3 separate regions of the Homo sapiens genome follow, and all the other regions are linked to region 1. Evidence: chromatin contacts called from ENCODE Hi-C or POLR2A ChIA-PET data. All regions are on one chromosome and are shown on one strand. Each heading gives the region's core, a stretch centred on a gene start or an enhancer-like site at or near the end of the contact. The rest is flanking DNA. Distances are from core to core; before and after follow the strand shown.

Evidence for each region. A loop is a pair of places that touch in the nucleus more often than their neighbours do. ChIA-PET counts read pairs that join two places held with the same protein, here RNA polymerase II (POLR2A). Pooled maps may share reads with other maps.
Region 2: a loop to region 1 is called in a pooled map, with 3 times the contacts of the local background. The contact joins the promoter of FUBP1 here to the promoter of AK5 in region 1. A Hi-C loop is called at or near these places in 5 of 50 pooled maps. POLR2A ChIA-PET finds 5 or more read pairs at or near these places in 3 of 52 experiments (BJ, CD4-positive, alpha-beta T cell and activated naive CD4-positive, alpha-beta T cell).
Region 3: a loop to region 1 is called in a map with no recorded cell type, with 4 times the contacts of the local background. The contact joins the promoter of NEXN here to the promoter of AK5 in region 1. A Hi-C loop is called at or near these places in 1 of 37 single-sample maps with no recorded cell type.

Annotation. Positions count from the first base shown.
Region 1 is chr1:77,280,074-77,284,071 of GRCh38, forward strand. It overlaps AK5 (adenylate kinase 5), which reads left to right and starts at 1,946. Exons shown (of 14, transcript NM_174858.3): 1 at 1,946-2,300. The coding sequence starts at 2,241. RefSeq lists a silencer at 1,806-1,865.
Region 2 is chr1:77,977,428-77,981,425 of GRCh38, forward strand. FUBP1 (far upstream element binding protein 1) reads right to left here and starts at 1,645. Exons shown (of 20, transcript NM_003902.5): 1 at 1,458-1,645. The coding sequence starts at 1,577. It also overlaps a transcript of DNAJB4 not described here. RefSeq lists enhancers at 1,209-1,258, 1,329-1,378, 1,389-1,448, 1,459-1,588, 1,899-2,048 and 1 more.
Region 3 is chr1:77,886,354-77,890,351 of GRCh38, forward strand. It overlaps NEXN (nexilin F-actin binding protein), which reads left to right and starts at 2,271. Exons shown (of 13, transcript NM_144573.4): 1 at 2,271-2,406. It overlaps NEXN-AS1 (NEXN antisense RNA 1), which reads right to left and starts at 3,186. Exons shown (of 3, transcript NR_103535.1): 1 at 3,115-3,186; 2 at 1,247-2,915. RefSeq lists an enhancer at 2,216-2,275 and a silencer at 2,516-2,655.

The DNA of each region.
Region 1 (3,998 bases), core at 696-3,195:
CTTGGCTTTTAAGCATTATATCTCTCTCATGTAGCCCCTCCCTACAAAGCCACAACTTCCTTTGCAAAAGTAATTATGAACATCTTCCTCTTTCACGCATCTCTCTCCACCCTGGCACACACCAAAATACACTAATTGTCTCTGCATAAGGCTACTTGAAAACTTGCCGTATCACCATTTACTACATTTTTCAGGCTATCTACAATTTTTAGTGCAGTGCAGTCTTTCTTATCCATTCTCTTTTTACAAGCAAGTTGCCAACACTTGTCCGGTAACACTAAAGTACACTTAGAATTATGCATTTCTTCAAGGGAAGACAGGTGAGCCATGCTCTGCCAGATTCTTGTCTGCAAAGGATGACCTTGAAAAGTCCTGGAGAAACTGGCCTTTTCATTCCTGCGTGTTCACCTCCACTGTGCCTGCTCACAAAGGAAGCCTTAATGCCACGGACCATTGTACTTTTCAAGCATCATTGCATAGGGAAGAGACACTGCCTTCACTACTGCCATAGCCAATCTTAAATAAGCTAAAGAAATACTAGAAGTTGGGACTGTAAGTGAAATGGCATATTCTAAGGGCAAAAACCAATTTCCATGGAACTGAAATACCTGCCTCGTTTAAGGCAACCATATGACACACGGGTTCACAAGTGCTAAAAGTTCATTTACTCCCTCAGGTAAAACAAAGCTGCAGCTGTAGTTAAGGCTTGAGCTGCAGTTGTTTCCGGAACAAGAAATAGAACCAAGAAAAGATCTGCAAAGAAGCACTTGAAATGGACATTCAGACTCTATAGTTTTTTAAAGCAGTGGCAGCGTTGCTTCTTTCTCCAGCCAGACCCCAGATACCAGTGCCTACCAAAGTGTCCTCTCTCACACACCCTCCTACAGTGTTAGGCTTTGTGGGAAGTTAGAGATCATATTCTCCGGGGGCAAGGACTATCTCCCAAATAGGCAATGTGAAGACATCTTAGCAGGGAATTGAGTCATCTTGGGAGCTAGGAGGAAGATGGGTTACACCTTAACAATGGTCTGCAGCAGGAAGATCCATTAACCATTATGCCTTAGCGCACCCACTCATACTCACTCATATTCCCCCAGGGGTGCTCTGATACGACACTGTCCACGGACTGCACACTCTTCAGGTCTAATTAATGATGCCCACCCTCCCCACCTACTAAACACATTTGCAATTTAAGCATCTCTAGCTCTCCACTACCACCCACCTTTCTCCTCCACTGTCCCTTCTTCTCCATGGAGATAATTAACTAGTTGACTACTTATTAGTCCTTCAGTTGATTAGGATTTCAGGCTCACACTAAGGCCTTATCCTAAAGTCTATAAAGATTTGTGACACCGACAGGGTAAAAATTCGAAACCAGCTAGCAAAACTTTCCTGAAGGATAGAGATACTCAAGATCTAAAAATTATCTGAAGGGTTGGATTCCACACCATGAATCCCCTTTTCCCCCTTCCCCACAGCTCCCTATAGTGAAAGATCCGTAACCTTAGGAATAAATGATAAATCCTGTGACTATTAGGTTTTTCCTGGGAGTTCCTCGGAGACCCGGAGGTAACCGTGTATGTGCGTGCGAGTGTGTCTGTGTGCGTACAAGGTCCGGAGAAGCGAAACGGTCGCAGGTTCCTACAGACCCCGACCCTGTTCCCTTGGCCACCTGGTCCCCGGTAGCTGCATCCCTGGGCGGCGCACGCAGTGAAGCGTCGCGCTCTGGCGCCGGTGCCGCACCGAGGGGTATGACTACGACCCCTTGCGCGTGCCCGCCCCCACCTCCGCACCTCGCGCCAGCCCGCGCAGCGTGACCGGCAGCCGCCGCAGACCCGGCTCGGGGAGGCGCGGAGCGCGGCGCGCTGAACCGGAGAGGCGGGCCGGCTGCTGCCTTGCGTTCGCCACGCTGTCCTCCCTCCTCCGCTCCCTGCGCCCCACCCCTGGCGGCCGCGCTGCCTGGCAGCCCGGGAAGCCGCGGCACAGCTGCTCGGCGCCTGCAGCTCCGGCTCGGGGGCTGGAACCGAAGCGGGGGCGGCGGGAGCGCGGAGACCACAGCCCCCGGGGAGAGGCGGAGGGGGTCCCTGGCCTGGGCGGAGAGGCTGAGCTGAGTGCGCGTGAGAAAGAGGGCTGCACCGCTGCTCGGCGCGGACTCTGCCAGCCCCAGCTTCAGCCCCGGCTCAGGTCGCCGCAGCCCGGGAGCCTCCCCGCTTGCGCCCCAAGGCACGCGCGGCACAGCCATGAACACCAACGATGCCAAGGAGTATCTGGCCCGGAGGGAAATCCCTCAGCTTTTTGAGGTAGGGCTAGAGCTGGCCGACGGGCGGTAGCATCCGGGGACTGCATCTCAGGGGTTCGGGTTGAGGCAGCCGCGCCCCGTCCCACCTTCCCCACACGGGGCATGTAATGAAGGGGCTTGTAGAAGCGCACTCGCCCGCTCCCCCGAGGGTAGTCGCCTTTCCCGCGGGTTGCCAGGGTCCTTGTCAGAAGGCTGGGCTTAGAAGCCTGCATCTCACAGATCAAGTTTCAGTCTTCCAGCAGGGTTCTGAAAGCAGCCTGCTCCCATCGCGCCCCTCGGATGTGGACACCCAGGGTGGGCTGCAGACCGCGGCCGGGCCGCACTCTCTGGGGGCGAGGGCCAGGTCAGGTGGCTGCACTGTCGCCCAGCAGCGAGTAAAGACTCGAAACTGAGGGAGCCAGAGCCCTAGTCACTCTGCTGGTCGAGGGTCGGAACCCCTGGGGGAAAGAGGAAATGTGGACGAAGGCAGCCCTTCCTGGAGACAGCTTGGAAGAGAGGGATGAAGATGCAAAAAGCAAAACCCAACCTATCAAGTGCCACCTCCCCGGTGACAGGCCCCCAGCCTTGCTCTGCGCTTTCGCTGAATGAACTCCTGAGCACGTTTTTCCCGTTGCCTAGGAAGGGTTGGGCCGCAGGTTTCGCCAGTGCTCGACAACCCACCTGGAGATAGCGGGTCGGGGAGGGAGCTGCGAGGGGGGCGGACTCCTGTTGCTCAGTCTTCAGACCGCAGCACAGCATCATCTGCACCGGGACCCGGGAATGGGGGGACACTTGGAGACTGAGAGAGAGGAGGCTCGAGGAATGAACCTTGGTCTGTTCTAAGCCACAACCCCTGTCTCAGGTCGTTTGGCTTCCTTTCCTTCTCTTTGTATTTGAATTTAAAAACATTCCTGAATCTCAAGTGCTTTTGCTTGAAGTAGGGGGGAGGAGGAGAAAAGAATAGAAGCAAGCCAGGCTTCCTAAGCGAGCTCTGAAAGGAGAAATCCATTCACTGCAAACCTCGTTCCCCATTTCTGAAAACGGATAGACTGATATCGTAAACTAAAGGTCATGAGGGTTTTTCCCCCCGGTTTGGGGGATTTGTTCTGTTAAAAGGAATTTTAAAGCACCACTTGAGAAAATAATTTTGCCTCAGTTTCCCTAAACTATCTTTAAAATGGGTTGCCATAATTACAGGTCTTCTTTTCTCTCACCTCTATAAGCCACCGTTTTCAGGTCATCTGAAGTCAAGATTTCCAGGTAAACCACTCACTGAACTCAAGCGTGGTATGTGAAGCCCAAATCTAGCAAATGTGTTACTCCTGCGTGAAAATAATTAGGTGGTGTTGCATAAGGACAGGTCTTGAGAATATGTGGGAATCTTAAGAGTTGTTTTTTTTGTTTGTTTTTATTTTCAAAAAGTAAATATGGAAATTAAGAGGCGAAGGTTTTTCTCACAAAGATTACTACTGAGATATATTTCATTTCTACGCTTCTAAAAGAATCATTAAAAACATCTGTAGGAGGACCACGTGATTGCAAAAATTCCTACATAGTACATCTTTTTTTCTTTGTAAATGTGGGTACTGTTTTTCCTCCTTGGTGGAAGGTAACCACAGAGAAGTTTGATAGTTTATTAAAATCTACACTGTGCATGCAAATAAGTTATGGCAGGCCTTTTTGTTAAGGTTTTATGTTTCTTATTTACTTTTCTGCATAT
Region 2 (3,998 bases), core at 395-2,894, 700 kb after region 1:
AGGCAGGAGAATTGCTTGAAGCCGGGAGGCAGAGGTTGCAGTGGGACGAGATCGCACCACTGCACTCCAGTCTGGGCGACAGAGGGAGACTCCGTCTCAAACAAAACAAAACAAAACTCCAGTATCTACCTACAGTGTGCGATACCAATTAATCCAATGTGCTGGTTCTGGTAAAATAAAATAGTTGGTTCCAGTAAATAAAATAGTTCCCTTAAGTTTTACAAATCAATCTAATAAAACACGCTAAGAGTGTTTGTCATAGTTATATGCTTGTTGCTAAACATGTTCAGAATTTCTTAAATTACGTGGAAAAAACCGCAGAACTAATATTAATGATGACCTTTTGTTGACTACTCCTAGTATTTCTGGTTATAAAAAAGTACAGGTACATGTTTATAATGCGTTCACATTAGATGTGTTACAACGGATTTTATGAATTCTAATTTTGACTCAATGTTCCTTCAACTGTCCCGGTAAAAAGTTAACTAAGTGAACTCCTAATGCAACGAAAACACAGCACAACACTGGTTTCTAATTATCATTAGCTTAAAACTAGTAAAAAATGCCCAGCACCTAGTACAATATGCATAGTGTCACAGAGAATAGGATTCTTTTGCTTACATGCAAATCTATACCAACACCATACATTTTGAAATGTTAAATATATTAGGGGACTATCTAAGAATGTAAAGTTCAAATTAAGGTATCTTTTATTTTCCTGGAATACACGCACTATTTTAACAGCTTTCGTCTGGGAAAGTGGTGCCTTCAGGGCAAATGCACGCACTACGTAATACAAAGAGGTCTGGTCAGTTTACGACTCTGAACTGAGAGGCAGATTCAAATTGAAACCTCTGGTATAATGGGCCTGAGGCCATTTTGAGAAATAAGGGGGGCGGACTGGTGGAACAGACTGACACGTAAATCCCGCCCAGAAAAAGGCTGCTTTCAAGTCCCTTCCTTGTAGAGGTGTGACGGTGAATGGTACTGAAAGCGGTTTTAATTGCGAGAGAGAACGGAAATGAGCTGTAAAGGCTACTTTAATGATAAATCCCTTCCCTTGCTATGGCTCCAGGACAGACCCTAGTTCTTTCCCAAACTCATTACCAGAACCTTCCATTAAATTGTGTGAAACTAACTGCGCTTTATCCCCTGGAAGAGGATCTTTATCTAAACTAGCTCACTGGAGACACGCGAGTGCCGCAGAAGCGGGAGAAAGACTTCAGGCCTTCTTTGCGTAGCACGCGTCGGGGTTCTAAGTGGATTAGGCACCAAGAACACAAAACTGGGTTCTGGTCTCTAATCGTTATTACCAACATGGGGAAACGTGTCTCTTCACATTTCAGCCCGGAAGAACACCTCTTTCCTCTTCCTCATGCGCTTAAGGGTAGCGGCCTACTCAGTCAGCGGCCAATTACCGTGAGCTTTCGGGATTCCGCCGCGCGGTCCACACTTACCTGCCGGGCTCTCTGCAGTGCATCTTTGAAAGCGTCGTTAACTCCTCCACCACCACCGCCGCCACCACCGCCACCAGCTGAGCCAGAAGAGGGGGGAGGCACTGTTGAATAGTCTGCCATGGTTGCACTATAAGAGCCGCTGCCGCCTGTTCAGAGACTTCCTCTCAGCTAACAGCTAAGAAAGAAAGAAAATGGCGGCCGTCGAAGCTCTATTACATTCTTGCGCGACCATCGTGCCGTAAAGGGGCGGAGACTGAAGGAACAAAATCTCGCGATGTTTCCGAGGCAACGCGCTGGTGTGGGTTAGGGCTGAGAAAGAACGACAGGAACAGAGACGTCGCGAGGATTAAGTTTAAGACTTCGCGAGAACAGAATTTCTTTTGGCACCTCCTCTCCGCGCGTTCTTGGGGTGAGGCTGGGTAATTGTTCCTGCAGGGTGGTGGGTGATAGTGGCCAGTTGACTGCGACTGTGTTTGGGTGGTGGGAAGCCTGAAGAAAAGGTTGTTTCTTACCGGTCGCTGCCTCAGGGAGGTAGTGCGGTAGAATTTTCCGCTATGGGTCATTCTCGGTGTCCGCGGGGAAGGGCGTGACAACGACGGGCGTGACGGCGAAGCAACAGTGTCTCGAGAGCGCTGCCGCCCGGAGGGCGCCAGGAGAAGTGCGTCCGAGACGCCGCGCGGTGATGCTCCTGAAAACGTCTGCCCGGCGTAGCGGGAACCCAGCATGATTTTCAGGGTAGTAAAGTGTCCCTGTATTTTACTTACAGACTGTCCGATTTTTTAGTTTTATCACGAGGGTGGGTGTTGAATTCAGGCTGGAAGCCTGTTAGTTCTCGACCATATTTTAAGTTTTTTGTTTAAAATAATGTGGATGAGGCTCTAAAAGTATGACTGCCCTTTTCTTTATCCAAAAACGTGATTGTTCTTAAAGTTCAGTGTTAGCCAGATTTAATAACCTAGTATATGTATGTGTCCATGGCCATTTTTATTAAGGGTTTTTTTTTGTTTGTTTGTTTGTTTTGAGAGTCTCGCTCTGTTACCCAGGCTGGAGTGCAGTGGCGCGGTCTCGGCTCACTGCATCCTCCGCCTCCTGGGTTCAAGCGATTCTCCTGCCTCAGCCTCCCGAGTAGCTGGGACAACAGGCGCCTGCCACCACGTCTGGGCTAATTTTTTGCGTTTGTAGTAGAGACGGGGTTTCACCGTGTTAGCCAGGATGGTCTCGATCTCGTGACCTCGTGATCCACCCGCCTCGGCCTCCCAGAATGCTAGGATTATAGGCGCGAGGCACTGCGCCCGGCCTGTTAAGGTCTCTTAAGTTAAGAACAGCATTGTTTCTTGACCAAAATAGATTTTGTAGCTTCTTAGGCGTAGTTTCTCCCACCCCATCCTGTGGGTACTCAAATGTAAGATCATATTCTGAATTGTCATCACAGGACTAGGTATATATATATATATATGTGTGTGTGTGTGTGTGTGTGTGTGTGTGTGTGTAAATTGGTATTTTATGTTATGTACTTCAGTTACCAAGTAATGCCAGACATTTCTTCAGACCTTCTCCAACATATCGTGGCATGTAATTTACTGTGTTAATAGTAGTAAGCTCCAGGAATCGTGAGGATACTTTAGAAGTCTTACTCTTTATTATTGAGTATATCACAGTGACTTTTTTTTTCCAAAATTATTTGTTTAAATAACAAACAATGAGGTAAAATGAACTTTCTCGACTTTGTGGCATTTTGTCTTACTTGGTTAGGTCTAAAAAAATACTTTTTCAGCAGCTCTTAAGAGTAATTGTGAGAAATATATATATGCTGCATTCTTTCTGAAAACCTAAAAGTAATGTGTTCATTTGCTTAAGCACCAAAATAGCAGTTAATATGAATGTAGATACAGGTGAGCCATCATTTCCCTTTAATCAGCTTTTAAGGCAGTAGTATCCATTTATAGCTCTGATGATCTTTTTCAGTGTTCATGGCCATCCCTATAAATTTTGGTGGAATTTGCATTTGAAAAATCAGTGCACGTATGGGACTACAGATTTAATCATAATGTATAGAAAAACAGTAAAAGCAGTGTTGGGTGTGCGGCTAGGTAGAAATTTTCCAGTTGTATTTTGAAAATGTCTTGATTTTTTCATATTTTATTAATTAGGCAATACAATCAGATCTTTTGATCAATGTAATTTACCACAGTGCTATAATTTACCCTCAAAACAAATTTATGTATATCTCAATTTATTTTAGTTATCACTGAATATTGAAAATATGTAAGGACCTCAATTTTTTTTTTTTTTTTTTTTACATACTCGCTCTGTTGCCCAGGCTGGAGTGCAGTGGCACGATCTTGGCTCACTGAAACCTCAGCCTCCCAGGTTCAAGAGATTCTCCCACCTCAGCCTCTGGAGTAGCTGGGATCACAGGTGTGCACCACTATGCCTAATTTTTTTTTTTTTTGAGACGGACTCACCCTGTCACCCAGACTGGAGTGCAGTGGCATGATCTCGGCTCACTGTAACCTCTGCCTACTGGCTTCAAGCAGTTCT
Region 3 (3,998 bases), core at 1,021-3,520, 610 kb after region 1:
CAGCCTGGGCGACGGAGCGAGACTACATCTCCAAATAAATAAATAAATAAATAAATAAATAAATAAATAAATAAGCAAATAAATAGGAATATATATATATAGGGAAGAGAAAGGTGGGATGAAAGGTGAGGTGCAAGGTGGGGAGAAAGGTGGGATGCAAGGAAGCCTTCTCCGAGGAAGCAGCATTTAAGAAGAGATCGGGAGGATATGTTGAAGTTAGGTGAAGGGGAAAGTGGGAGAAAGGATTTCATGCAGGGAACAACTTATACAAAGGCCCTGCAGCCAGACTGCCCATAGAAAGTTTCATGAACTGAAGAAGGCCAAGGTGATGGCATCAAAGAGAGCAAGGGCACAAGCAAGACTACCAAGACCACCTATCACTATCCGTAGTTCGGTACATTTAAATAATTTTAATTACCAATTTTGAACTTTTCTGTAATCGAGGAATGAATGGCTTACCCTCCTTAGAAAAGTTTCCATCCTGAGTAAATACTGTGGGGATGGGACTGGGGAACAGAGTTATATTTGAGTAGAAGGCCTTTTGTGTGTACGGGTGTGAGAGAGAGAGAAACAGAGAGAGAGAGGGAGTTTCACTCTTGTTGCTCACGCTGGAGTGCAATGGCGCCATCTCAGCTCACAGCAACCTCAGCCTCCCGGGTTCAAGCGAAGTGGGTTCTTCAACCTCAGCCTCCCAGGTAGCTGGGATCACAGGCGCACGTCACCACGCCCGGCTAATTTTTTGCATTTTTAGTAGAGATAGAGTTTCACCATGTTGGCCAGGCTGGTCGCAAACTCCTGACCTCAGGTGATCCACCCGCCTTGGCCTCCCAAAGTGCTGGGATTACAGGCAGGAGCCACCGCGCCCGGCCTTTTTTTTTTTTTTTGGAGACAGAGTCTCATTTTGTCACCCAGACTGGAGTGCAGTGGGATGATCTCTGCTCACTGCAACCTCCGCCTCCTGGCTTCAAGTGATTCTCCTGCCTCAGCCTCCTGAGTAACTCAGATTACAGGTGTGTGCCTCCACACTAGGCTAATTTTTTGTATTTTTAGTAAAGACGGCCTTTTGCCATGTTGGTCAGGCTGGTCTTGAATTCCTGACCTCAAGTGATCCACCCGCCTCGGCCTCCCAAAGTGCGGGGATCACAGGCATGAGCCACCGCGCCCAGCCCAGAAGGCCTTTTCAACATCCCTGAAATATAACCTGAGCACCGCTGTCTGCTTAGGGCCTGAAGGTGGAAGTGGTTACCTTTATTCTTTATCTGGATGTCATTTCGATTTTTTTTTCAAGTGCAGTGAAGAATTAAAGATCTCGTCCACCAAAAATACTCCGAGTGTGCATTTCGGGTTTTAATATGGTATTGTCTGATGGGTTTGACAGGCTGGCGGTCCAAGTTGAAAAAGGTCTGTGGGTGTCTAATAGTCAAAGATGCCTTTATGAAGCTTTAGAAAGACCAGATATGGTTTGCCTTCAATTAAGAAAAAGGTGGAATATAAAGATATTTGTACTTATATAAATATATTCCTTCTTTTCTTCTCCTCCTCCTCCTCTGCCTTCAACTTTCTTCTTCTTCTTCTTCTTCTTCTTCTTCTTCTTCTTCTTCTTCTTCTTCTTCTTCTTCTTCTTCTTCTTCTTCTTCTTCTTCTTCTTCTTCTTCTTTTTTAACTCTCCTTTTAGAGTTAAAGACTGGAGCTAAGAACAGGGGAGCAATAGACAGATGAAGTGTTCCCGGATTGCTGCCCCACGCTCTTTGTAATAAAGGAAAACTTGGCCAAAGGTCAATGCTTAGGGTAGTAGAAGATATGTAGTGGCTTGGCTTCTTGACTGGAAACTAGGACGGGTAGAGTAGCTGAGAGAAGTGGGCCCCAGAGCAAACTGGTTGCGGGTAGGGGGAGCCAGCTTCAGCCCGGTAATGAAGCCCATTTCAGCCTCATTCCTTTCCCATGGCGGAGGCAGCCTTCCTTCCCCAGGCCTGGCTGGAGGTGGAGGCAGGCCCAAAGTTAGGGGGTCAGCTCGCGCACCTAGGGCCGGGAGACAGACAAATTCTGGCGGAAAGTTGGCAGCCACGGTCCCCCTCCCCTGCTTTTCTCCTCAACTCTCCACCCCCACTCCGGGTGATAACGGCGGAGGTGGGGGGTTGGGGGAACTGGCCTTGTGTTTTGGAACAGCTGCAGCCGGCGCTGGGCCCGCCTGGAATGCGGGAACAGGCTGCACACCAGGACTTTTATGGAAACTTGCTGCTGGAGACGGCGGCGGCGGCGGCGGCAGCGGCAGCCAGAGGACTCCCAGCGGCTGGAGCAGAAGTGTTAGCGGCCAGAGCTCCCAGACCCCTACCCACAGCCAGGCGGGACGCGCACAGTCCCTCCACGCGGAAAGAAGTACCTTCGCCGGTCACCGGCTCCTGCAGGGTGAGAAGAGTTGGGGGAACGTGGGCTGGGGGGAGTGGAGACGGAGGTGTCGGGTCCCCTGGTGGGGGCGGGGGCGGGAACGGCGGCTGCAGAGAGGCGCTCGGGGTCTGCGGCTTCTGGCCGTGCTCCGCTGCAGCTCCGGAGGGCGCCGGGCGCCATACAGCTGTGGTCCGCGCTGGCCCCGGCCCGGGCGAACCCTGCCTTGGAGCCGCATCCTGCGGGCTCGGCGGGGTGCCTACCAGGGGCTGCCCCAGGGTCTGAAAGTGTCGGCCGGCCTTGGGCTTCTGGTTGCAATGTCTTTGCCCTGCTCCCCTGCGCCTTGTCGGCTGAGTTTCGGGTGCGTTCCCTACTGTAGGGAGGGAGCCCTCTGTGAGCGGAGTGGGTGCCGATCCCTCGGCTGAACCCTTGGGGTCCTTAGGGAAGTTCAGTGCCGTCCCCCACCACTTGCCCCAGCCGCGGTCTCCGTCTCTGCCAGCAGTGCCAGTTAAGAAATCCTTTCTGATCGGTCTCTGTGGAAGATGGGGAGAAATATGATTTAACAGCCTATTACTCCCCCCCCACACCCCCGCATATCCCCCCACTCCTGTCTCCAACCCTTTTTTTTTTTTTTTTCGTGATTCTGCCCGAGGTGGGATGCTGGGGGTTGAGCAACTAGGGCTGGAAGTTTACGAAGTTTACGTAGTTTAAGTGAGTGAAGAATGTAGTCACCTCTTGAGAACTCCCTTTGCCTATATGCTTTTGAAAACGCCAAACCATTCCAGCTGTTTGTAAATTGTGAAACGTTCTACAAATGCATTAGCATTGGCATTTATAAAGAAAATGACGAAGTTGAGAGGTTATAGTTGGTTACTGCAGTGACTTAGAGATGCTCATTTTATAGTTATTAAAGCACAACGTGAACCAAGTTGGCAGAGAGATAACAAGGTAAAAATAGCATAAGGATATGTCCTAACAAAATGTCCTTGGTGAAGACACAGGTAGAGAAAAGAAGCCATAATAAAGAAATTAGTTCCCTGACCAAAACAACGGGAATATCATTCATCGTTAAATTTTGTTAATGAATTCATGTAGCAGCGGCCCATTGGCCTTCGAGTCACAACATAACTATGTCTTAGGTAATGTGATTAAATAAACTTAAGTATTTATACTTAAGTTCATATCTTAGTCACACGTTATTTATATCTTAGTCACACGTTATTGAGTGGACCACATAATTTCCCCCGCTAAACATTATCCTTTACAGGTTAAACTGCTGCAGTTAGAAAACTTTGTCTCAAATTCTTTTGAGTTTGGGGTATTGTTAAGAAAAAATGCATAATTAATCAAATGAGAGAAAGGTTTTTTGGGGGGAGGTATAATTTGTATAAGTAAACTTTGATTAACCAATGTAGCTGTTTAAGTTTCTTCTTCCTTACAATTAACACCGTATTTTTGCAGATATTTTATATTTTGACTAATGCTTCTGAGGAACAATTTAAAGAAAAATGCATGCAATTATGTAGTTTATCTGCAATTCCCTTAAAGAATTCTAAGCTAAAACCACAACAAAATTATTTTAAATCCAGTTTTCCTCATCATAGTTACAATGTAAT